3 separate regions of the Mus musculus genome follow, and regions 1 and 3 are each linked to region 2. Evidence: chromatin loops called from intact Hi-C (ENCODE). Cell type or tissue: heart. All regions are shown on one strand.

Region 1 (8,000 bases), 150 kb before region 2:
CCAGAGACCTAAGCTGAGTAGGGTTGGAATCTGGGCCTGTTACTTCACTGCACTTTCACAAGGTTTCCCAGGGTCAGAGGCTCAGAACTTAGTTAGCAGATGGAGTTAGCAGCCTAGTGGTGGGAGGGGGAGTGGTCCTGCAGCCCAAGGACCACACACAGGTAGTTATTGTCCCTATAACGAGGATACCAGTAGAGACTGGAGCTTTCTCATGGCAGGATGGAGTGAACCTTACCTGAAATGAGACCACCCCGTCATTCTTGTGAATTGAGAAGGATCGCTCTGTGATAGCCTGAAAAGACACACAACAGTGGCAGAAAACATGCTTAGGAAAATCAAAACTAATGGGGGTGGGGTGAAGAGAATGTTCAATGATTAAGAGCACTGGCTATTTTTTGTATTTATTTATTTTATATATGTGACTACATTGTAGTTTTGAGACACACCAGAAGAGGGCACTGGATCCTACTACAGATGGTTGTGAGCCACCATGTGGTTGCTGGGAATTGAACTCAGGACCTCTTGAAGAGCAGTCAGTGCTCTTAACCACTGAGCCATCTCTCCAGTCCTGAGCACTGGCTTTTTTTCCTTTTGGTTTTTTGAGACAGGGTTTCTCTGTATAGCCCTGGCTGTCCTGGAACTCACTTTGTAGACCAGGCTGGCCTCGAACTCAGAAATCTGCCTGCCTCTGCCTCCCGAGTGCTGGAATTAAAGGCGTGCGCCACCACGCCTGGCTGAGCACTGGCCATTTTACAGAGATTATGGGCTCAATTTCCAGACACAGCAGCTCGCAGGTGTCTGTAATTCCAATCCCAGAGGCTCTAATCCCTCTTCTGGCCTCCGGGTACTGAATCCATATGATACACATACACACCTGCAATGCAAACACTTAAAAAAGTAAAGCTAAGCCTTTAATCCCAGCACTTGGGAGGCAGAGGGGGGAAGCCAATGAGTTTGAGACCAGCCTAGTCTATCCGGCAAATTCCAGGATGGTCAGGGCTACACAGAGAAAACCCTGTGTGGAAAACACAAAAAACAAGAAACAAACAAAAATTAAAGCTAGTTATCTGGAGAGATGACTCAGTGGTTAAGAGCACTCGATGTCCTTGCAGAGAACCTGGATTTGCTTCCCAGTACCCACAGGATGATTTATAAACTCTCTAACGACAGCTCCAGAGGAGCCAACAGGATCTCTCCTGGCTAACATGGGCATAGACACACAAACGATGGGTATACATAGATGCAGGGAAACACTCACTGTGCTGACTAGTTTTACATCAACTTGGTACAAGCTAGAGTCACCTGAAAGGAGGGAAACTCAATTGAGAAAAGCCCCTCCAAAATCTGGTTTATATTTTCTTAATTAGTGATTGATGGGAGAGGGTCCAGCCCTTGTGGGTGGGGCCATCCCTGGGCTAGTGAGCCTGGGTTCTGTGAGACAGCAGGCTGAACAAGCAATGGGAGCAAACCAGTCAGGAGCTCCCTCCCCTCCATGGCCTCTGCATCATCTCCTGCCTCCAGGCTCCAGCTCTGCATGCGCTCCTGTCCTGACTTCCTTCAGTGATGGACAAGGATGCAGAAATGTGAGCCAAATGAACCCTTTCCTCTCCAGCTTGCTTTTGGTCATGGTGTTTCTTTATAGCAATAGTATCCCTAACTAGGGCAGCCATACACATAAAAGTAGGTTAAAGCTAACTAAAAAATCAAAACAAGGGGCTGGAGAGATGGCTCAGCAGTTAAGAGCACTGACTGCTCCTCCAGAGGTCCTGAGTTCAATTCCCAGCAACCACATGGTGGCTCACAACCATCCGTAATGGGATCTGATGCCCTCTTCTGGAGTGTCTGAAGACAGTGTACTCACATACATGAAATAAATAAATCTTTAAAAAAAAATCAAAACAAAACAAAAAGCCACCAAGTCTCTTCTTTAAGCACTGCTGACCTTCAAGAGCTCTCTGACAAGGCCACTCACTGTCTTTCCAGATAAATCTGAGATTCTGTCTCAGAGAAGGCAGCTCCCCTTTCCCATTTTCTTCCTCAGTTTCCTTCCTTCTTGGCTACTCTATAACTCCCTCCCTGGTCTTCCTGTGAGCACATCTCTACCTAAAGCTTTCGCAAGACCAAGGATGCTGCCCTGGGAAGAGCCAAACACCCTACCTACACTCTGCTTCTGACTCTAAACGGGAGCGCTGCCATTTGCAAAACGATTAATACCAAGCCATGGAAGAAAGCAGCTTCAAGCACACGGCAGTGAGAGACACTCTGATGGTTAAGCTGAACGAAGGCAATGCAAGAATACATCTGCATGGTTTTGTTTCTATAAGGCTCCCTAAAGCTGCCATCTACTGGACACAGGATGACAAAGGGGCAGGAGAAATCTTTGAGGTGATGAATACATCCACCATCTTTTGTTTGTTTGTTTGTTTGTTTTAAGATTTATTTATTATTATATGTAAGTACACTGTAGCTGTCTTCAGACACTCCAGAAGAGGGGGTCAGATTTTATTACGGGTGGTTGTGAGAGCCACCATGTGGTTTCTGGGATTTGAACTCAGGACCTTCGGAAGAGCAGTCAGTGCTCTTAACCACTGAGCGATCTCTCCAGCCCCACATTCACCATCTTGATTGACAGGGAAAATATATCTAACTGCCTCTGTAGACACAGGCAGTTTATTGTCACCCAATCACACCTTCACAATACTGTTAGAAGGAAGAAAATGAACAAGCAAGCAAAGCCAGCCCTGCTGTGTGCACCTGTAATCCTAGCTTTTAGAGGTGGAGGCAGAAGGCAGTTTGAAATGGTTTCGGTGTGTTGATGCTGTCTCTCCAAACACAAGCATGTATCATGTACACATATATGCACATGCATGCATACATACATACATACATACATACATGCAAGCACACACACACATCCAGAGAAGCTGACAGGATGGAGCTCTGTGCTTACCTTTGAGTCCACTGTACTTCGTCCAGCCTTGAAACCATCTAGAAGTACAAACATTGAGAGGTATCAGTGCCTCGCTCAGCTCACACACATCCATCACAGGCTCATTTTATGAGGCTCTAGCTTATCAATAAACCATCAACAAAACAAACAAATCTCAGGGCCTCCACTTCCTCCAGTCCCCAGAGATAATTACTGTGCCAAAGAAACAGCAAATCAAAGTGGTGTATACACTACAAATGTTGCTGCACCAATCCTAGCAGAACCAACAGGAAAGCCTCTTGTGTAAACAATGTGAATGGCAGAGATGCCACTCGGAACAACTTTCCGAGACATTTTAACAAGAATCTAACTGATGCGATTCACTTGGAGAAAAGCTCAGGATAGCCACATTTTCTGTGTGGCACGGGGATGACACCACACATTCAGCTTGTGCATGGTAAACTGACTCATCTGTCACTATTGTTTTTCTTAGTGCTGACCCCCTCCCCCCAGCAGTGTATTATGATTACTATGCAGAAAAATAACATGATTATATTTTAATTTAAAAGGCTTAGTAGTAGATGGCTGGGGAAGGATAAGAAGTTCAAGGTCATCATCAGCTACCTAGAGAACTCAAGGCTGGCTATGAGTTCAATTCCCAGCAACCACCTGGTGGCTCACAACCTTCTATAATGAGATCTGGCGCCCTCTTCTGGCACCAAATAGCTTTTTCATGGAACAGTGGGCACCTGCCTTGCTGTCCTGAGGACAGCTTCCTGGGGAAGGCAATTCAACCCTACTGCATGAAGAGGGTACTTGATGAACACAAGGGGTTTGGACAAGCAGAGCCAGAGTAGGCACAGAACAGCACTCTACACTCTAGTTCTTTCCTCTGACTCTTAATCTGCATCAGCTTTCAACAAATCAAGGGAAAAGTAAACAACGACGGAAGTGGTGAATGACCTCGAAAGAACGTGCAGGGGTCACCAATGGGACCGGGAGTTACTACAGCACAAGGATGTCGGGAGAGAGCTGCAGCCTCAGAGCAGCAGTCTGAGAACAGCAGTAAATGTCACACAAACCCCTCTCCCTAAAACATTGGAAAAGGAAAACCAAAATCCAACATGGTTTCTTCTGACTTTCATTTTAGCATTTCCCCCCAAACTTGGTCTCTCTTTGCTGCACAGGCCTCACCTTAACTGGGCACAGACTTTCTTCCTGCTTCAGCCTCCCAAGTTCTAGGACTGCAGACATGCTCAGTGTCCAGCATAAGCTGTTATGTTTCGCCTGCATTCTGACCTGATGTGCAGTGTCAATATTCTCAAAGGCAATTGTATCCTTGAGTCAGAGATCCCAGCTCTACTAACCATCTTAAAGACAATAGAACACATACCACAATTTTCCTTTTAAAAAAGACTCATCTTAGGGTTGAAGAGATGACTCAGTAGTTAAGAGTACTGGCTACTCTTCCAGAGGTCCTAAGTTCAATTCCCAGCAACCACATGGTGGCTCACAGCCACCTCTAATGAGATCTGGTGCCCTCTTCTGGTACACAGGCAGAACACATAATAAATAAACCTTTTTTTAAAAGACTCATCTTTATTTGCGTGTGTGTGTGTGTGTGTGTGTGTGTGTGTGTGTGTGTGTGTGTGCGTGCGCGCGCCTTGTGTATGGGTGCCTGTGGAGGCCAGAAGGGCTTTGGATCCCTTGGAACTGGGTTTTCAGGTTTCATGAAGCACCTGATGTGGATGTTGGGAGGTAAACTAGAGTCCTCTGCAAGGCAAGCAAGTTTTCTTAACTGCTGAGCCATCTCTCCAGTCTCTACAGTAAGTCCAATGCCACAGTACCTGGATAACAATGCCTGGAGATGATGATGTGTCACTTCAGGGAAAGGCTGAGGCTGAGCCTGTGTGAGAGTCACTTACTAGGACGGTAGCATGGAATCAAAGTAAAGCAACGGGCATGCACAGGCTGACGTGGGACAGAGCTCTGAGGCAGCATGTTCTATGCTGAGGAAATGAGCCAACCAGGAACAGTTACCAAAGTGCTGAGCCAGCATGAGGAGAGGCCTCTTTCCTCTCCCTTCTACTTGCTTCCTGTGTGGGCCCCAGCACAATGCTCAGACAATACAGACCAGGCTGCAGTTCTTGAAAACAAAATCTCTACAAAGCAAGCTTACCGAGGGTTCTCCGAGCCTCACTGTCTTTGGGGTTGGAGCTGACAGCAGGCTCCTGGCTCTGACTCAGGATTTTCTCATCCTTGCTGAAGACAATCTCTGGTAACTGCTTACCAGCTTCTGGTGGGGATCTGACCTTGACTCTACATCCATGGAAAACAGAAAGAAGCGTTCAGAGCAGCACTCCAGACTTTGCTTTAACACTGCTGTAGGCCCAGTTCAAGCCGTCTTTTTGTTTGTTTGTTTGTTTTGAAGACAAGGTTTCTGGCTGTTCTGGAACTAGCTCAGCAGACCACACTAGGCTCAAGCTCAAGAGAGCCACCTACTTTTACCTCCCAGCTGCTAGGATTAAAAGCATATGCCACCATGCCCAGCTCCAGCTCTGAGTCTGGCACCTTGTGCCACCCCTGCCACATCAGAGATGTAGATTCTGCCATCTACATTCTATGTTGCAACTGAAGTGCAGAAAAGGTAAACACTGGCCAAGGACCAGAGAGACCATGCAGGGACAAAGTGCTTGCCTAGTCTGTACATGGCCCAGACCCTGGCCCCAGCCCTGCCACCCCAAGCTAGGAAGCAGCTGAGTGAGGAGCCTGAGTCTCTCTCTAAGCCAGGGTAGTAGCAAATACATAATTATGCTGTTCACACATCCCTTAAGGATTCTTAGTGTGCTCAGAACATTGGTAAAGAGAAACAGAAGACACAGCTTCTATAATACAGTCAGGACAAGTCCAGGGACTGTGTGAGGAATTAGGGACACTACTAATTACTGGCCTAAAAGCCATTTCCTTCTTCTCCCTGTTTCAACAATTAATTATATGTTTGTGTGTGCATATGCAAGCGTATGTGTACTATATGCATGCAAGGTCCTGGGAAGGTTTCCAATCCCCCAGAGCTGAAGTAGCTCTAGGTGGTTGTGAGCCCCCCTGTGAATGCTGAGAGCCACACTTGGGTCCTCTGTAAGACTAATGAGTGCTCTTAATCACCAAGCCATCTATCTAGCACCCCACTCTTTTTTTCTTTTATAAGACAGAGTATTACTATGTAACCCTGGCCTGGAACTTACTGTGTAGACAAAGCTAGCCTCAAACTCAAAGAGATCTGTTGGCTTCTGTTTCCTGAGTGCTGCAATTAAAGATATGTGTCACCAGGAGCTGGAGAGATGGCTCAGTGGTTAAGAGCACTGACTGTTCTTCCAGAAGTCTTAGTTCAATTCCCAACAACCACATGGTGGCTCACAACCATCTGTAATGGGATCTGATGCCTTCTTCTGGTGTGTCTGAAGACAGTGTGTGTGTGTGTGTGTGTGTGTGTGTGTGTGTGTGTGTGTGTGTGTTCCTGAGAAGTGGACACTAAGAGTAGGAGAGCGGAGGTAAAAGGCATAAGGGTCCCTAATCAGTCTCTGCCACTGAGCTGCCCTTTCCTGAGCCTGCTGCCACCGAGGGCCTCCAGGTGAGGAGTCAATCCCCAGTTCATTCATTTTGCCACGCTCAGTCAGGCCCTTCTCTACCCAGTGCCAAACACCCTAACCTAGGAGACTGTCATCCTGACAGATGAAAGCAGAGGCAACCAGGGGTGGATGTCTTAGTGAAGCTCAGAGTAGTTCTATGACAAAGTGCTTCCTTTTTTAAGAGACTTCCTCACTGGAAGATTCCTCTTTCTGCTTCTGACCATGTGTATCTCGAAGTGGCCGCTCCGAGCTGCTAGCAGCTGGGTCTGACAACAACCTGGACACAGTACTCTTGGCTTGGAAGCCTTTGAAGTCTCCTCAGGAACTGCACACAGGGCCAGAGAGCTCGTTCACTGGGAAAAGCGCTGGTGCTGAAGTCTGACAACCTGACTTCAGCCCAGCAGCCCACACAGTGGAAGAAGAGATCTGACTCCCATAGAGTGCTCGCTGACCTCCATATGCTCTGACCAGCACCCACACAATAAATGAACGTAGACATGAGGGGAGTTACAGATAAGCTGGGATGGCTGGGCATGGAGATGCTTAGTTGGCAAAGGACTTGCCTCCAAATTATGCAGACCTGAATCTAATCCTCGTGTAGAAGTGGGCATTGTGGTGGGAAGGTGGAGACACGAGACTCCTGAAGTTTACTGGCCAACTAATCTAGGCAATTCAGCAAAGATACAGGCTCAGAGAGAGATTCTTCATCAAGAAAAAAATGGCAGAACCCTGGCCATGGTGGTGTACACCCTTTTCTTTGTTTGTTTGTTTGTTTGTTTCAGACAGGGTTTCTCTGTGTAGCCCTTGGTGTTCTGAAACTCACTCTATAGACGAAGCTGGCCTCGAACACACAGAGATCTGCCTCCTGAGTGAGTGCTAAGACTAATGAATTAATTAATGGTATGCACATCTTTAATCTCAGCGCTAGGGAGGCAGAGTCAGGCAGATCTCTGAGTTCAAGGCCAGCCTGGTCTACACCATGAGATCCTGCTCACGGGAGTGGGAGAATGGGGTATGATTGAGGAAGATACCCAACGTCATCTTCTGCTGCACTCCCCAAACATGAAACCCAGGCAGTGGCAGATGGAAATATATCTAACTTGAAAACACAAAATCCCCTAATTCATCTCAGTTCCAATGTGTTTATTAAAAGGACTGAGTTGTCAGACTCGTCACCAGTGACCTTTTTTTTTTTTAGTGCAAAAGGACAAAGGCCTTCACCTGTGCTCTGTAGTGGCCATCCCTCAAGGACAATCTCGTAAGTGACACTAGCACTGTGAGGCAGGAAAGGGACTGAGCCCTGGAGTTACACAGCCTCTTAGTGGCAGATGCTGCCTGGACCTTGTCCAGTTTCCTCCCTACCTCCTCTAATGTGTTCCCCACCAGTCACCTCGGATGCTAACACGGTGCTCATCACCATGCTCCTGCACGGGCCAGCCCTCTCC
Region 2 (8,000 bases):
GGACCATATCTGAGGTTAGCAGCCATGCAGGAGCCGCCCCCACTTAGCCTCTTCCACACCCTGCCCTCCTGCCTCCAACACCAGTGGGCCCAGCTGCTCTTCCCCAACTCCCAGAAACTCAAAGCACTTCTCAGATTTTTAAAAAATAACGCAAAGGCACTTTCTCTCTCTCTCTCTCTCTCTCTCTGGTATCAATGATGTGCCTAACCATTGCCAAACTCCTTAGACTCCTCCAACCCTTTGCCTTACGGTGGCTTTTGACATCACTTCCTGTTTGACCATGTCTGTGATCCTGCACAGCAGGATATATTTGTATATATTGCACTTTGGAACCTAGAAGGATGCCTTACGTAGTATTGTTTTATTTGTTATTCTTCTGCCTAACCACCTTTTTGTTTTTATAACTGCTGGGGAGGCCCCTGGACTCTTGCACTGTAGCTAGGTCCCCGGCTGGCTGCTGCGCACTTGACTTTATTGTAAACCCCTGGGCTCTGAGTAAGTCGTTTGAATATAGCCATCATGATTGCATCTTTCTATTCTTATCCTAAGAGAAAAGAATATTCTTATCTGTCGCCTTCCAGTTGTGCCCTCGTATCTGCCTCTCTAATAAATATTATTATTTTTCTCAGTGCTGTGTATTTTAAGTGATTTTTCTCTTTTTTGAGAACATTATTCTCTGTAATAACACTTTCATCTCTAGTACTGAGGACTTTTCAAGCCAAATACTTTTCCCCCTTGCAAATAATTGTGCCTCTCTTTCTTACCCCTCCTGTCCTGAGGGCTTGGAGCATCTGCTTTTCTTGCATCTTGTCTCCCTCTGGCGATGGAGAGCTTTCGCATTTAGTGAGGCCCTGGGCAGCCTTAGATTCCCCTCTCATCAAAGGTTCACCTTACTACAGAGACCTGTGGTCACAACGGGAGAGAGAATTTGCCCTTTAACTTCCTCACACCATCCTGAACCAAAAAAAAAAAAAAAGATTCAGTTTGTGAAGAAGATGAGCAAGTGGGAAACCTTATTAATCTTTTTTGGTCCAGAAATGGGGCCAGCTAAACATGGGAACTAAAAGGCCAGGGCTGTTGTGCCAGAGGATGGGAGGCAGAGACATGCGGATCCTGGGTTAAGTTCATCTTCAGCCATATAGAGAATTTGAGGTCACCCTAGACTACCTGAGAGCCTGTCTCCAAACAGAAGACGTAGCCTCGAAAGCTCCCCATGGCAGAGCCACTGTGGTAACCAATTACTTAAGCCCCTCCCTTCTCCACAAGGCAAGCAGTTTGCCAGCGGCAAACCGCCTGCCTCTCTCTCACCTGCTGCTTTTCCTAACTCAGGGTTTTCTCTTCTTTCTTTTTGTGCCGCAGGTTCCTAAAGGCGTGGTGCACATGGCCAGAGTCCCCCGAGAGCCTCCCGGGAGGGAGCCATCATCGTCCAGCCCGCTTGTCCCCACAGGCCTCCAGCACCACTCAGGCTGGCTGGGCAGCCTCCAGCCCACCTGCAGGCTGGGTCCCCATATCCTGCCTCCCCTTCTCCTTCACAGCATGTTCCTGTGGCTCCGCCAGTCCCTCTGCCTGTGTACGGCACGGGTGTTTCTCTCCTGCAGCCCCCCACGGGGGCTGTCCACTTTACTCTGCTCCCTTCCCACCCAGGCCACCAAGACAGCTGGGCATGTGCCCTGTGTCCCTGCTCCTTCCGGGCTCCCAGTCCACCTGCTCATCGCCTGGCCACTCCTTGCACATCTCACACTGTGCCTTTGTCAACTGTCACCCCTGGTTTCCTGGTGACTAACAAAATTCTGACAAGGAGGGCCAGTTGTGCATCAGGTGGACTGAGCACCCAGCTGTCATCCATGCGTCTCTTGGGACTCATCGTCAGATGTGTCCTTCATGTCCAGAGGCTGCTGCCTCAGGCCTTCCCTGTCATCCAGCACTGTTACCTTCCACACTCCATTCCAGGGGATCTAGAGTAGGACTGGGGCACCCAGCCCCCATTCACCCCCACTCTTGTTATAAACCATCTACATGGCCCTAATTCATATTGGAGTCCCAAATCCAGCTTGTGGGCCAGCCCCGCTGTCTTGTCTGTGTCTACCTTCTATGAGCGCTGCCTACCTGTTTGTGGTACCCTGTGATGGAGGGCCTCACAGCCACACTAGTTACTGTAAGGCGGGCCTGCGGAGTCCCATAAGTAGCATTTGAGGACTCTCCTCTGTTCCCACCAAAGACCTTGTGCCTCTTGTAGTCCCTCCAATGGCTCTGGCCACTGCTTCTTCATCGGATCCTGTTCTCCAGAAGCCCCAGAGAATGGATGGAGCTCGCTTTTGAAGCTGTTGCCCTCCTAGAGTGGTGGAGCTTGGGGGAGTACCGAGGTGGTCCTTCGCACCTTTGAGCCACTCTCTCCTTTCCTGGTACAGAAGTACTCAAGGCTTTGGCCACAAGCCCCTGTGAAGGGTGCCCCACAAGTATGAGCTTGAGGAGGTTGGCGTCTCCCTCTGGGCAGTTGGTAGCTTAGCATCAAGTCAGAGGATGAAAGACAGGGAAGTCTTACAAAACCAGAGACAGGGACAGAGAGGGCAGGTCCTCAGGGTTGGGCCTGTGCTTTGTCCACGGTTTGTGGAAGTGCTGACATCCATGCATTGGGGCCAGTATTACAGACATTTTGTGAGGTACCACCTCAGAGCAGAGGGGAGGGTACCAAGGTGGGGGAGCAGCTGACAAGGTGGGCCTGGCTTTGGGTTTCAAGAGCAAGCAAGGATTAGCTTCAGGCTTTCTTGGCCCCGCCTCCTCCCCGTAAGGCCAAGCCCGGCACACTGCCCTCTGCCCTCTGGGACCCCTGTGAGGCTGTTCAGGACTCACATGAGGAAGACCTAGGGGACAGTATGGAAGTCTGGTACCTAAGAGTCAGGGTCTCAGCGCTGACACAGTTAGTCTGACCTGTGGCCCAGGCAGTTTCGCTCCAGCAGGTTACCAGGCATCTAACTCCAGAACCTCTGACTTTCAGCAAGTTGGGCTGACCACAGCCCCCTCCAGAGTGTTTTTTATGGGTCTGTTCACAGATCTCATTAATGCATGAAGGACAAGGAAAGACTTGCCACAAAGGTAAAATGGAGAGGCTGCCAGTCTTCTTCAGATGACCTTTAAAGCCTGCGCCTGTCCCTGTGTCCCCTCACTTCTTTTTTAATTTCCTGTACTACCTTACATCCAGAAAGGATGGTGGATGAGCGTCTTCAGGCCGTTCTCTGAGAAAGTCGGTCTGCCGTGGACATCCTGTGGAACTGTACTGGCTCTGGGGGGAAGGGAATGCAGGATTTCCCCAGAAGCTCTACACTCCCTGTCCCCAGGACCCACTGCCTGTCACCCCTAGCTGCTAGTGTGCTGAGACAAGAATGACTCACTGTAAAAGAACCTGCCCTGCAGATGACTTAGAGATGGAAATAAAAGGAACGTGACATTTACCGCTTTTTTTTTTTCTATGCAGGACGTGAAGCTGCAATGGCCCCTCCCTCTAGGCTGAGCATGCTTATCCAGGGCCCCAGCCCAAACAACACACAGGGAGGCCATTAATGCCTTCTGGTGGCATCTGTAGTGAACGTAGAATGTCCACATGAAGTTAAAAAAAAAAAGTTCCGTTCCTGCCAGTATTTTTCCCAGAAATTGCCGTTTTGTGATTCCTTTTGATTTTGTGTCTGTATAACATCCAAAATGTCTCTAATACTGGCCCCAACTTCTCTTTTAACCTGACATCAAGCACCTTTTAAATCATGCGTGTGCAAGTTCGTGTATGTGTGTGTGTGCCTCTGTATGTGTGTGTGTGTGTGTGTGCGTGTGTGTGTGTGTGTGTGTGTGTGTGTGTGCGTGCTAATTCTAAGCCTTGAGGGCAGGGCACTGTTGGGAAGGCCCTCAGAGCTGTCAGGTCTTGGTCTTGCCTGTGACTCTGGAGGTGGAATTAAAACCAAACAAAGTGCTTTCAGTAGAGAGCACTCTTACCCATGTAATTAAATGTTAGTCCTTTCAATGTTAAATAAAGTATAACTTCTAGTGTACCTGGTTCTCTGTTGTATGAAGAAATGACGCTGGGCCTGGGGAGATGGCTTAGTGGGTAAAAAGCTGAGCACAGCAGGCGCCTGCCTGAACCCTCAACACTAGGGGGTGGCAGAAGCAGGTAGAGTTCTGTGAGTTCAAGGACAGCCAGGACACCCAAGGTTACACAGTGTGACCTGCCTCAAACAACTTAAGAAAGTGACAGAGAGCAATACCCAATGATAGTGATCTGGTCTCCTATATGTGTAAGTTGATGAAACACACCCATAAAAAATTGCACACACACACATACACACTCAGGGAGGGAAGGATTCTAGTCACAGAAGCTCCCAAGGCTGATGGCTGGCCTCTGGTCTTCTCTATCACTATGTAAACTCAAGAGGAGTCACTGTACCCAGGGAAAGGCTAGGGACCTCCTCATCTATAAATGTCACTTCCACGTCCTATCACAGTGACACATTGTGTCCAGGAATGGCAGGCATGTGGGGGAAGTAGTTCTGATGGGGGTGACTCCTTGGCAAGTGAGCATTTCCTTTTTTGCCCCTCCTCCTCCAGCTGGTTGGCCTCTGCCCTCAGGGATGCCAATGTGTGTGGGGGGAGTTTAAGCAAGGAGGACATGGTCACGGTCCACTTATGCCCCTCTTCCCGATGACTAGGCTAGATCTGTAAACCAGGTCAGCACTCTTTGAGTCTAAAGGACCACATGCAGGCCTGGAGTGTTGGCACACACCCTCAATTTCAGCACTCAGAAGGCAGAGACAGGAGGATCTCTGTGAATTCCAGGCCAGCGTGACTACATGGTGAGTTTCAGGCCAGCTAGGACTACATAGTCAGACCCTGTCTTAAAGCGGGTGGGTGGCACATGCCTGATACCCACTGGCTTGCCTGTTGGAGAGCAAGGTCCCACAGCTGGCTTTGAAAGACTGTAATACTCAGGAGGTAGACACAGGAGGGCCAGGGCCAGTTCAAGGCTGGTCTGGGCTAATAAATTACCATTCATCATAGGGACAATGTGCTGGAGAGTACCAGGTGACTGTTGCTAGCAAAAGATTAATTTTGGAAAGCCATTTCCAGAATGTTCTTTGAAGACTTGGTTGTTCCTTCAGAAAGGACTTTAGATCTGAACCAGGTATCTCTTTGGCTCTGACACTCTTAACAAAGCAGGTGACATGGCTCCAAACCAGGGAGTGGGCTGTAATTGCTATCCTGGTACTGGGGTTGCAGAGACGTTCTTAATTCACAAGATCAGAACAGTCACATGCTCTTGGGCTGGGTTTCTCCAAATACCAGCTCCAAATATTCTGGAAATACCAACTGGCCCAGGCACCCTCAGCGCCCCCTTGCCCTGGCCACACCCAGGCCCCAGGCGCCTTGGTGAGAGAATGTCGACCCCTAGTGGAAGAAAGCAGAACTGAAGTAGCATCCCTAAGTGACTATGGAGGAAGCCTAAGGGGCTGGGAAATCCCTCATCTCCCCTCTTCCCCTCCAGTATCAGCTTTGTGAGACCCCAAGTCACACTCTTAACTGCTGCTGCTGGGCAGTAGAATGGCTCAGGGGATGGAGGCAGCAGAGTCTTTGTGGCTCCCAAATCAGAGAATCAAAAGAAAGGACTCTCAAATTGCTGCTATCAAACATGAGCACTGTGTTCTGAGAAAGTAGGTGGTGGCTGGGCAGTGAATGTGGCAGCTGTAACCTGGGTTTTCAGGAGTTCCAGGCCAGCCTGGGCTACATAGCAGAACCCTGTTTCTGCAAAAAAATTAAAAGGTAGACTAAGCTTGGAGGGATAGATGTCTCCTGACTCTGCCCATCACTCAAAAAGAATCCTCATTTCCCTAGTCCCTGCAGTCCTTCCCTCTGGTGTCCAAATATGGGAAGACAACCAACCAGCGCCCAGTAGCCCCTCGGTGTCATATAAGGTACCCATTAGACTCCATCTGGAACATACTCGTCCCTGTCCAGTTGGTTTTTAGTGACATCAACTAGGGACAAACTGCCTTTGTCCTTAGAACCAGGCAGGCAGGAAGGATATTTCCAGTCCTGCAGTGTCCTGCTGGACAGTGCCCCAGAAAGGGACAGCACCAGTCTGTGCGGCCTCACACACACACACACACACACACACACACACACACACACACACACACCTCTCCATGTGAGGACCTCAAGGTTAGCTGCTCTATTTTCAGGGTCCAGGTTGGTACTGGTGCATCTATACCAATTTTCTCTGCTCCATTCTCCTGGTCCCGGAGAGAGAGGAAGCCTGATGCTAAAATTCTACTGATTTCTGGCTCAGAATTAGGTAGACTCAGGATGGTTGTCTTTGCCTTGGATCTAAAGCAGAACATGGACAGAAAGTACGCGCTTGCAGTCCATGCAACTTTGTGGACAGAACCGTAGACAATTAGAAATTGCATGGGTCCCCAAGGGCCAGCCACCTGCTCTGCAGTGATGGATGGTCACCTGCTTCCACAGAGAGGCACCGTCCTTCCCAGACTCCTCCTCAAAGAACCTGCCGTAGGGCTGGAAACTGGTCCCACCTCCCAGGCCCCAGGAACTTCTTCTGTGTCTCAGCTTGGGTAAATAGCTACCGACTAGTTGAGTTGCTAGATAGGTTCACCAGAGCATCTTAAGAGCTGAGTATTTATTTCAAGAAAACTACAGGTATATGTTGAGGCAAATCAGGGTCATTTCTAGCTTGCTCATTTTCCCACAGTTACCAAGCCCCTGAAATAACTCCAGACAGAATTTCACCTTGGGAAGCCCCCCACAGGTAGTAACTTGTTACATGTAAACAGAGGTGGGGCACAGGGACTCGTGTAGTCTAGACCGGCCTCCTCGTTTCATCAGGTGGCCAAGGTTGACCCTTCTGCCTCCTCCTGTAGTTTCTAACTCAAGCCGGTTCCACCAGTCCTGGATTAAGTGGTGGGGACTGAATCCATGCATATCAGATAGATGGATTCTCTATCAACAGAGGCATATTCCCAGTTCTAAAGGTGACTTTTTGTTTAGTGGACTTTTTGTTTGTTTTGAGATGAAGTCTATAGCCCAGGCTAGCCTCCAGCCCACTATGTAGCTGATCTTGAACTCCTGACCCTCCTCCCTCTGCCTTGCCAACGCTGGTCTAGAGATCATCATTGCTTCTGGCTTTGGGAAGGTTTTAACCTTGGTTTCTATTCTGTGCTCCTAAGCCCTTCAGTATGGCGGGACATCAATGGCCACAGTCAACTCTCCCACACAGAACTGATTAAACGTGGGACCCATAACAGGCTTGACCACTGAGTTACACCCCAAGTCCCTAACTGAATGCTTTTAAAGTGATACAAACTCTAATTCTTCTTCCCCCAGAAAGCAAATATAGATGGGACTGGAGTTGGGAAGCCAATATGTGGGATGTGCTGGCCACTAACACATCCCTGCTGGGCCCTCTGTGTGGTTGGTGGGTTGGTGGGGTAAAGATACAGTTGGTATTTCAAGTGTTCCACCAGCTCTTGCCAGAAGCTTCCACAGGGTCTCTGGCTGTGTTCATCACCACTGAAGGCAGACGCCACAGTGTCACAGTACAAGCTAGGGGCAGGAGAGGAACAAGTATTTATTGTGACATTCTGAACACAAACCAGACTGCGTCACAGTAGTGCAATGAGCTAAGGGCTCTACAACAGAGACTTCAAAAGATGGCAGCCAACAGGGCACGTCCCAGCAGCAGCCGGCCATGGACCCACTTGCCACCCACCACAGTGGGACACTGAACACCCAGGCCTTTGGGGATGAGCTGCTGGTACCCACTTCTGAAGAGACAGGTGGCCACTGGAGCCCTCTTGGTCCCAGGATCCCCCCCTCACCACTCCAGACTTAGCTTTGAACACCCTGCCCTGGAAGTTCGGTTAGGTTTCTCCAGGATCTCAGACATACATAGGACAATCTCTCTAGGCTCAGCAGGTCCAGGACACAGACCACATCTCAGAATTGGC
Region 3 (8,000 bases), 260 kb before region 2:
GGCTAGCAATGGGCACAGCATGAGCAAAGGGTCTACCCAGGAAGAGGGAGTGTGCATGGACTAGCTAAGCATTCCCACCACAGGGATGGACAGGCAGCCAAAGCCACCTATTGATGGGGGACATCAATCCTCCAGGGGACAGCTGCTCATCCACAGGTCATTAGCAAGGAAGATTTTGGTCTCCCAGAAGTATGCTGGAGATTACAGGAGAGTCAGAGCAGAAGAAAAATCCGGGAACCAATTTCCCCCTCTCAATGGTGGGCAGAGAGGTTACACAAACTAGAAGCAAGAACTGTGAGCTTAGGTCTGCCTCTGCAGCTGAGAGGCTCACCCCGGAAAGCTCCCCAGGGTGAGGATGAGCCCAAAGGGACTCAAGAGTCTGGGAAATCCTAAAGAGGGGCTAAAGGGGGTGCCATCAGACACAGTCAGCCTCTGAGGCAGACCACACACTCCGGCAACCAAGGCTGTGCCCAGAGACTATATGAGGGTTGTACTGTCATTCATACGATCCTGTGCCCTCCAGACTAGAAAACCCAGCCATAGAACAGTGTCACAAACACAGGAACCCTAGCTCTGGGCTAAGAATCACACAAGATCAACAAAGCCAACCACCAGGCCTTCCAGCCCTGCTGATCGAGAAGGGAAAGACTACAAAGTCCCAGAGAAGCCATGGTTGCCCGCTCCTCCTGGTGACAAGTATGGAGCCATCTCTCTGGCTCTGGACCCAGTCCTGAGGACCAACAGGGCCTGGTGTTATCCTCCTACCCCTTCTTTCTCAGACTCCTGGTAGGGAAGAAGACTACTGCAAAAAGCAGTCAGGGCAGGAGAGCAGAGGGATTCACATGCCACACCTACCCAGCCTCTTAGCATCAGGGAGGCTGAGGCCAGCAGTTTGCAGGGAAACCCACTTCATACGCTCTCTACTGTGTGCCGGACACACTCTCCTAGCTCCTACTCTCAGAACAAGGCTCTCCATTTTCTTTCTGCTGTTAACATCAAATTTAAAGTTGCAAAATTAAAAAAAAAAAAAAAAAAAAAAAACCTCAAGTTTGTTTTTGAAAAAAAGTGTTATGGATTCCAAGGAGAGCAGAGGCGAGGGGTGGGGACTCCAGGGCAGAAGCTGGGGGAACAGTACATTAGCCATTTAGCAATGCCCACCTTCCCCTCTCCAAAAATGGGGCACAGTATCTGAGAAAAAAAAAAGAGGAAAAGATTTTTGGCTTCTTGGCCGCTGCAGGCCACCATCCTCCCAAGTGAGGCAGGCAGGTGGATGAGGGTGTGCACATGTAAACGGAGGCCCAGCATCCTGGGAGTTTCAGACACACAAGGTAGCAGCAAGAGTTAACAACCAATAAATAAAAGGTTCGATTATATATGAGTATAAAAAAAACCCTCAGTTTCTCCACAAAACGCACAATACTGTTATCACGTGAGCCACTGCCACTAACACCCTTGCTGCCAGCAGCCTCACTGGCCCTGGTCACCACCACTTCAGGGGACCAGGCAGAGACTGAGTTCTCTGAGACAGAGGCCTTCTCCCAATGGTCAGTATCCTTTAGAACAGAAGGTAGTTTGTTTTCTTTTACAATGTCCGTTTGAAATAAAAAAAGAAAGCACACAGGCCGGACAGCAGGAAGAATGGGGTGGCTGCCGAGGGAGACAGCCGGGCGCTCAGTTTTGCAGAGGGCTGGAGCCTTTCCGTTTCGGTTTGTCGTTGTTTTGGACAAGCGGAGGTTGTTGACGATTGGAACCAGTGGCTTCAGGCGGCAGGTGGATGCAGGGCAGGGGGGAAGAGAACCAGGGCCTGGAGGCTCAAGGGCGGCTGGCTTTGTGGAGATGAGGAAGGCTGGGTGGGCACAGGGGCGGTGTCAGGCTGCGGTGGCCTCATGGCACAGAAAGAGGCTAGTGGTTCCCACACATCTGCAAGACAGAGGGAGACAGGATGTGTTAACTGTTAGCTGTGGTGGCTGAGTGTCTGTTAGGGCCCAGCTTCTCGACTCCAGGCTACAAACTTATTTGGGCTTGGAAAAGGGAAAGTGATGATAACGAATGAAAGATCTATAAATGTGCCACAACCAAAAAATTAACTTGATACCACTGATGGCATGAGTCTGAGGCGCTTTGGTGACTCTCATCCGTGGGATATCTCCTAACTTGACTGCCGCCTCGATTCAGAGCACACTATCCATGAACCAATGCCTTTCTCATGACGTCACAGCACACACCAACGCTGCCTGAAACAGCTTCAGGCTTAAGATGCGTGTGTTATGAATTATAGCGTTTTTTTTTTCTTTCTGTTTACTGCATCTATACATTTTTCTGTTCTTACAGAAACATCACAGGTTAATTACAGAAAAATAAAAGCAATAAAATTATATGCACAACAAAAACTGCCTTTTAAAATACAATTCTTTATGATTTATTAGCTGTATGTGTTTGATTTAATGTTTATTTTGTATACTTGCATACCAAAAGTTATGTCAAAGTTTCTCAGTGAAAAGATGGATCACAAGCAAAGAAAGTGTGAGAAGCTAAAGGACACTAGAGGGCGCTAGAGGGGGGCTAGAGGGCGCTAGAGGGCGCTAGAGGGCAAGTCGGCATTCAGGGCTGGAAATCCTGAAAAATGCATGGTGTTGATTCACCACAGATTCTTCATATCTATCCCTGGGAAATAAATAAGATGTTCACCATGGCAGACTCCTTAATAGTGAAGGACCGACCTGAGTGTCCAATATCAGGGAACTGGTCGGATAAAATATTTACAGCCATTAAAACCACTGACAGGGCAAGTCACTAAGGACACATCAGAAGCAGGATGCGGATGCGCTCGTCTTCTGCCCATGAGGACGGTCATTATACATTGGAAGGAAAACATGAATGTCAACAAGAGCATGGGGAAATCGGTGTCCTTGCACCTTGACAGTGGGGACGTAAAATGGGAGGAAATAGCGTCTGAGGCTGACCTGCCTGTGTCAGGTGACATACACACCAACATGTCCTAAAATGGCTTTGATTTACAGCTCCAAATGTTTTATAAGGTTACTTATGAAACTTGATGAAACTGGCTCTTCATCAGAATCTGGGGTAACCTAACCCTGTGTTCCTGGACCGCGCTGTCTCACATTTTTTGGTTTTAGAATAGACTATTTCTTTTCCCCTTTAAGCTTAGAGCTGTGTTTTTTGTCAACAGCAAAAAGATACAAACACAGGGCTGAAGATGTGGCTTGGCAGAAGAGTACAACAAGACTCTTGTCGCAAACAAACAAGCAAACATTATGGAATAAATTATGGCCCACAGTATGATAGGATAGACCTGGGAAGCGCACTAAAAAGAATCCAGTCTCAAAAGGACATTTCAAAATAGATAAGTCCAGAGACAGAGAGCAGAATGGCTGGCAGGGAGAAGCTGGGCAGAGCCTGACTTCAGAGACGCCAATCTGTTAGAACCAGGAGGAGGTGGCAGGCACATAACACTATGAATACATACTAAATGCCAGTGAAGTGTTCAGTGTGCATGTGTGTGTGTGTATCAGTGTATGTGCGTGTGTGCATGCGTGTGCCTGTGTGTGAGTGTGTGCGCGCTCTAAGGATTAAAACGAGAGCCTCTCACATCCCGGCGAGTACTCCCATACCACGACATCACCACCTCTGTGTTTTTTATGTTAAGACCAAATCTGTTATTCAATTGTCCAGGCAGGTCTTGAACTCAAGACTCCTGCCTCAGCCTCTGAACAACTGAGATGACAGTGACGATGGGGATGACAGTGATAAGACAGCAGAGACAAGGAGGCAACAGGCCTACACCACCGGGCCTGGCAGAACTGCCCACTTTAAAATGGTTCCTTCCGTACTGAGTTCCCCTCCCAGACTCTCTTATAAAAAGCCCAGAACCTTCCCTGGAACCAGTCAGCCTCTCAGCCATGCTGATATGGAATAACGGGCGTCCCAGAGGCCTCCTGATTGGACAGCTGCAGAATCCTGCTCCAGGGCAGCGGGCTTCTTGATCTGTGGGGGTCAGACAGCAATTTGCTTTCTCTTAGGCATGGGAACTGGAGAAAGGAGGCATTTAATGGTGTTCCTAGAAGGAAGTAGGAAGTCCCCACAGAGACTGTACTGACTGGCTCGTTTCATGTCAACTTAACACAAGCCAGAGTGGCCCGAGAGGAGGGGCAGCTTCAACTGAGAGAACGGCTCCGTAAGACCAGGCTGAGGCAAGCCTGTGGAGCACTTTGGTAGCTAGTAATTAATGGATCGTGGTGGCTCGTACCATCCCTGTGCTGGTGGTCGTGGGTTCTGTAAGAAAGCAGGTGGAACAAACAATGGGGAACAAGCCAGTAAGCAGCACCCTCCATGGCCTCTGCCTCAGCTCCTGCTGCCAGGCTCCTGCCCTGTGTGAGTTCCTGTTCCTTCAATGAGGAACAGCGGAGGTGTAAGCCAGGTAAACCCTTCCCTCCCCAGGTTGGTCGTGGCATTTCCTCGCAGGAATAGTAACCCTGACTAAGGCAGTGGGAGAACAGGCAGGACGCGGTGCTCAGGAGTAAAGGGAGGAAGTGGATGGGGCAGGGCTGATGCAGTCTTGGCTCCCCTTCCTGTCAGCCCCTGTGATCTGCAAACCTTTCTGACCTGTACTCTTGCTACAACTCAAACACTACCCATCTCTCACTGACAAGCTTGTTGTTGCTTTGAAATGTGATCTTATATTGTTGCCCAGGCTGGACCGAAACTCTTGTGTAGTCCAGGCTGGCCTGAAGCTCCCAAGTAGCCCAGGCTGGCCTGAAGCTCCCAAGTAGCCCAGGCTGGCCTTAGATTGGAATGAGGCTAACCCTCACCCCTCAGCCTCTTGAATGCTGAGATTACAGGTGTGAGACTACACACCCACAGGAAGCTCTTACTGAAATGTAACTCCTGGAGGATGATGGACACAGCGGTACATCTGCTGCTAGAAAGATGTAAATACCTTTAAATCCATTTCATATTGATGGAGTTTTTAAACGTCATCGGCTACCTTTGAAGGGTGTCAGGAAAACAATTAATTCGGGGCTTGAGAGATGGCTCATTTGGCAAAGTTCCTGTCAAGCAAGCATGAGACCCCATCGGGTTCGATCCCCAGCCACCGTGTGAGAGAGGAGCTTGACGGCATGAGGGCGCTGAGGAGCGGGAGCCACACAGATGCCCGGGGCTTGCTGGCCAGTCAGCCTAGCCTAACTGACGAGCTCCAGGCTCAGTGAGGAATGTGGATCTCAGAGGACGATACCCGATGCCAGCCTATGGCCACACATACACACAAGGGCATGCACACAAAACCACTCATTTTGGAAAGCGATGAAGAGAAAGGAGCAAGTGTAGCTGTTCAAATCTGGCTATCAAGGTCACCAAATCACAGTCAGACTCAAGTTCCCAGCAGCGTGTGGCTTGTTCTCTGGGCTCAGGGAAGGCGGTGGGGCGCACAGCAGGCTGTCCTCTGGCTTCTGTGCTCATGCATGAGCAGACACACAGTAAACAAATAAGTATAACGCTTTAAAAATGAGCCAGGGGCTGGAGAGATGGCTCAGCAAGTAAGAGCACTGACTGCTCTTCCTAAGGTCCTGAGTTCAAATCCCAGCAACCACATGGTGGCTGACAATCATCTGTAATGAGATCTGACGCCCTCTCCTGGTGTGTCTGAAGACAGCTACAATGTACTTAGATATAATCAGTGTACTCATATACAATTAATTAATTAATAAATAAAATGAGCCAGGCAGTGGTGGTGCACGCCATTAGCCCCCAAAATCGTGAGGCAGAGGCAGGTAGATCTCTGAGTGTAAGGCCAGCCTGGTCTACATGAGTTCCAGGACAGCCAGACCATGCAAAACAAAAACAAAAACAAAAAACCCTGTCTTTAAAAAAACCAAATAATTAAATAAATAAAAATAAATAATAATTCTGGCTACTGTAACTATGTCTAGGTCAGATGGGCAAGTTTAGGAAGTAAACGTTTAATTTATCACATTACTTTCAATGAAGTTTTCTTTGCAAGCATCAATTGTAATGTCTTGTTCATACGAAAGTGTTTCTGTGTAAAGTAATATTGATAGAGGGGCTGCAGAGATGGCTCTGTGGCTCAGGGTGCTGGCTGATCTTCCAGAGGACTCAGGTTCAGTTCCCAGTACCACACCAGTGTCTCACAACGGCCCCTGGCCTCAGCTCTGGGAGATCTCATGCCACTTCTGGCTCCTAAAGGTACATGCACCCATGCACACACACACACACACACACACACACACACACATGCACTCATACACACACACACACACACACACCCATACACACACACACATGCACTCATACACACACACATGCACCCATACACACACACACACGCACACACAAACACACACACACACACACACACGCACCCATACACCCATACACACACACACATGCACCCATACACACACACACACACACACACATGCACCCATACACACACACACACACACACGCACCCCCCCACACACACACACACAAATGTTTTAAGTAATGTTAATGGAAGCTTCAAAATGGAGCTCAGACTTTTGTGCTGGAGAAGGGAGAGAGTATCCTGTCCCTCTGCCCTCTGGCCCCCTACTGCCAAGTCTTCCATCTGCCTTCAACCCAGGAAAATTTCTTTTCAAGCTTACCAGAGGCTGGATTTGGGCTTACCCAGAGTTGTGCCTGACTTGAAGACTCCCGGGAACCCTGAAGACACAGAGAATACTATGCCTGTCCTGTGGGTGGGTTGTCACCCCCAGCACTGCCTCAGGACCCTTCCAACTCACCACAGCTCTGGGCCTGGACTATACCAGCCCATCGTAGAGGGACAGCGCCTGCACAATGGAGGGATCAGCCTTGGAGCCTTCCTGGAACTCCTGAAGAGTCAGCTTCCCATCAGCATTCTGCAAACAAGAGAGGTAGGTGGCTTAAGGTGACCATCCACCTTCTGGGACAGTCTGCCCATGGATGGTCTCAGTAGAACTTCCTGAATCTAAGTGGGTCTTCAGAGGAGTCGAGCAGACAGCATCAGACACCTGACACATGTCTCTCAGTACCCCATCTGGGGACCAGGGAGAGACACGGTGACAGGTCTGAGGAACTTAGAGACACCTGCGATTCTGGGCTTTCCATCAGTCAAAGTGACAGTACCATCTCATCTCCTGCTCTGTAGCTAGGCTCAGTGCCACAGGCCTATGCTCTCCACCATGTGGAAGACTGGAGCAGGAAGATCGTGACTTCAAAGCCTTGGGCTATATGGTGAGTTCAAGGCCAAACTGGACAACTTACAGACCCTGGAACATACAGACAGAGCTGGTGTGGAGGGCAGGGATTGGGAGTGGGTATCTCAGTGGCAGAGCACTTGTCGAGATCTTATCTCAGTTCCCAGCTTAAAAAAATGTCCAATACCAGGGGCAAAGGTTTGCCAAACATGCGTGAGGACCTGAGTTTGATCCCCAGCAACCATGTCAAAATGCCAGGAGCGGTGGCATCGAGCTGTAACCTCAGGGAGGTAGACACAGGATGGACCTCGTGTCTCACTGGCTGGCCAGCCTAGCAAAATCAGTGAGTCCCAAGACCCAGTGAGATATCCCAGTAGGTGAACTTCTGGGGAAGGGTACCCAAGGCTGACTCCTGACTCATACGTGTGCATGAGTGTGCATGCAGGCAGGTCACATACAGTGGTCAGTCCTTAGGCCTAATGCTCCATGTGTTTCCCCGGGGTCTCTTGAAAGCCAGGTCACATAAAGTCCCAGGAATTCTGAGAGGGAGCCGAATTGGAACTTGGGCCTCAGACACCATCCACACACTTCCAGCCCCTGGGAAGGCAACACAGGTGGCACGGCCAGTCTTGTGATGGCTAAGAGCCTATCTGTGTGATGCCCCCTGCTCCCACTAAGACATCAAGTCTTCAGGGTCGCCCTACAAAGGAGGAAGGAGCTGCATCTATCCCCTGCAGTCCGACAAGGGAACTGGCTTAGGGTCAC

What was found. Hi-C counts contacts between places; a loop is a spot of excess contacts. Peaks named below come from ENCODE experiments on the same cell type or tissue, not always from the same donor. Only the 100,000 strongest peaks of a DNase experiment are listed, where the experiment ranks them.
Region 1: a loop joins it to region 2, with 2.4 times the contacts of the local background. A loop is called at or near these places in 7 of 42 quality-filtered maps.
Region 3: a loop joins it to region 2, with 5 times the contacts of the local background. A loop is called at or near these places in 16 of 42 quality-filtered maps.

The regions. Positions count from the first base shown.
Region 1 is chr2:31,169,190-31,177,189 of GRCm38, reverse strand. Gpr107 (G protein-coupled receptor 107) reads right to left here. Exons shown (of 18, transcript NM_178760.4): 5 at 5,109-5,248; 6 at 2,951-2,988; 7 at 236-292. Among named protein-coding and RNA genes, the nearest start is that of Gm22516, 17 kb to the left of the region's middle. In heart, CTCF peaks have their summits at 3,638 (motif pointing left) and 4,452 (motif pointing left); DNase peaks (open chromatin) are centred at 4,979 and 7,969; H3K27ac peaks cover 1,169 bases.
Region 2 is chr2:31,022,243-31,030,242 of GRCm38, reverse strand. Usp20 (ubiquitin specific peptidase 20) reads right to left here. Exons shown (of 25, transcript NM_028846.5): 25 at 7,588-8,000. It overlaps Fnbp1 (formin binding protein 1), which reads left to right. Exons shown (of 17, transcript NM_001177648.1): 17 at 1,360-4,037. The coding sequence ends at 1,367. Among named protein-coding and RNA genes, the nearest start is that of Gm39786, 30 kb to the right of the region's middle. In heart, no CTCF peak of the experiment used is centred here; DNase peaks (open chromatin) are centred at 4,542 and 5,412; H3K27ac peaks cover 1,937 bases.
Region 3 is chr2:31,286,204-31,294,203 of GRCm38, reverse strand. Ncs1 (neuronal calcium sensor 1) reads right to left here. Exons shown (of 8, transcript NM_019681.3): 7 at 6,801-6,917; 8 at 1-1,920. The coding sequence ends at 6,819. Among named protein-coding and RNA genes, the nearest start is that of Hmcn2, 24 kb to the left of the region's middle. In heart, no CTCF peak of the experiment used is centred here; no DNase peak of the experiment used is centred here.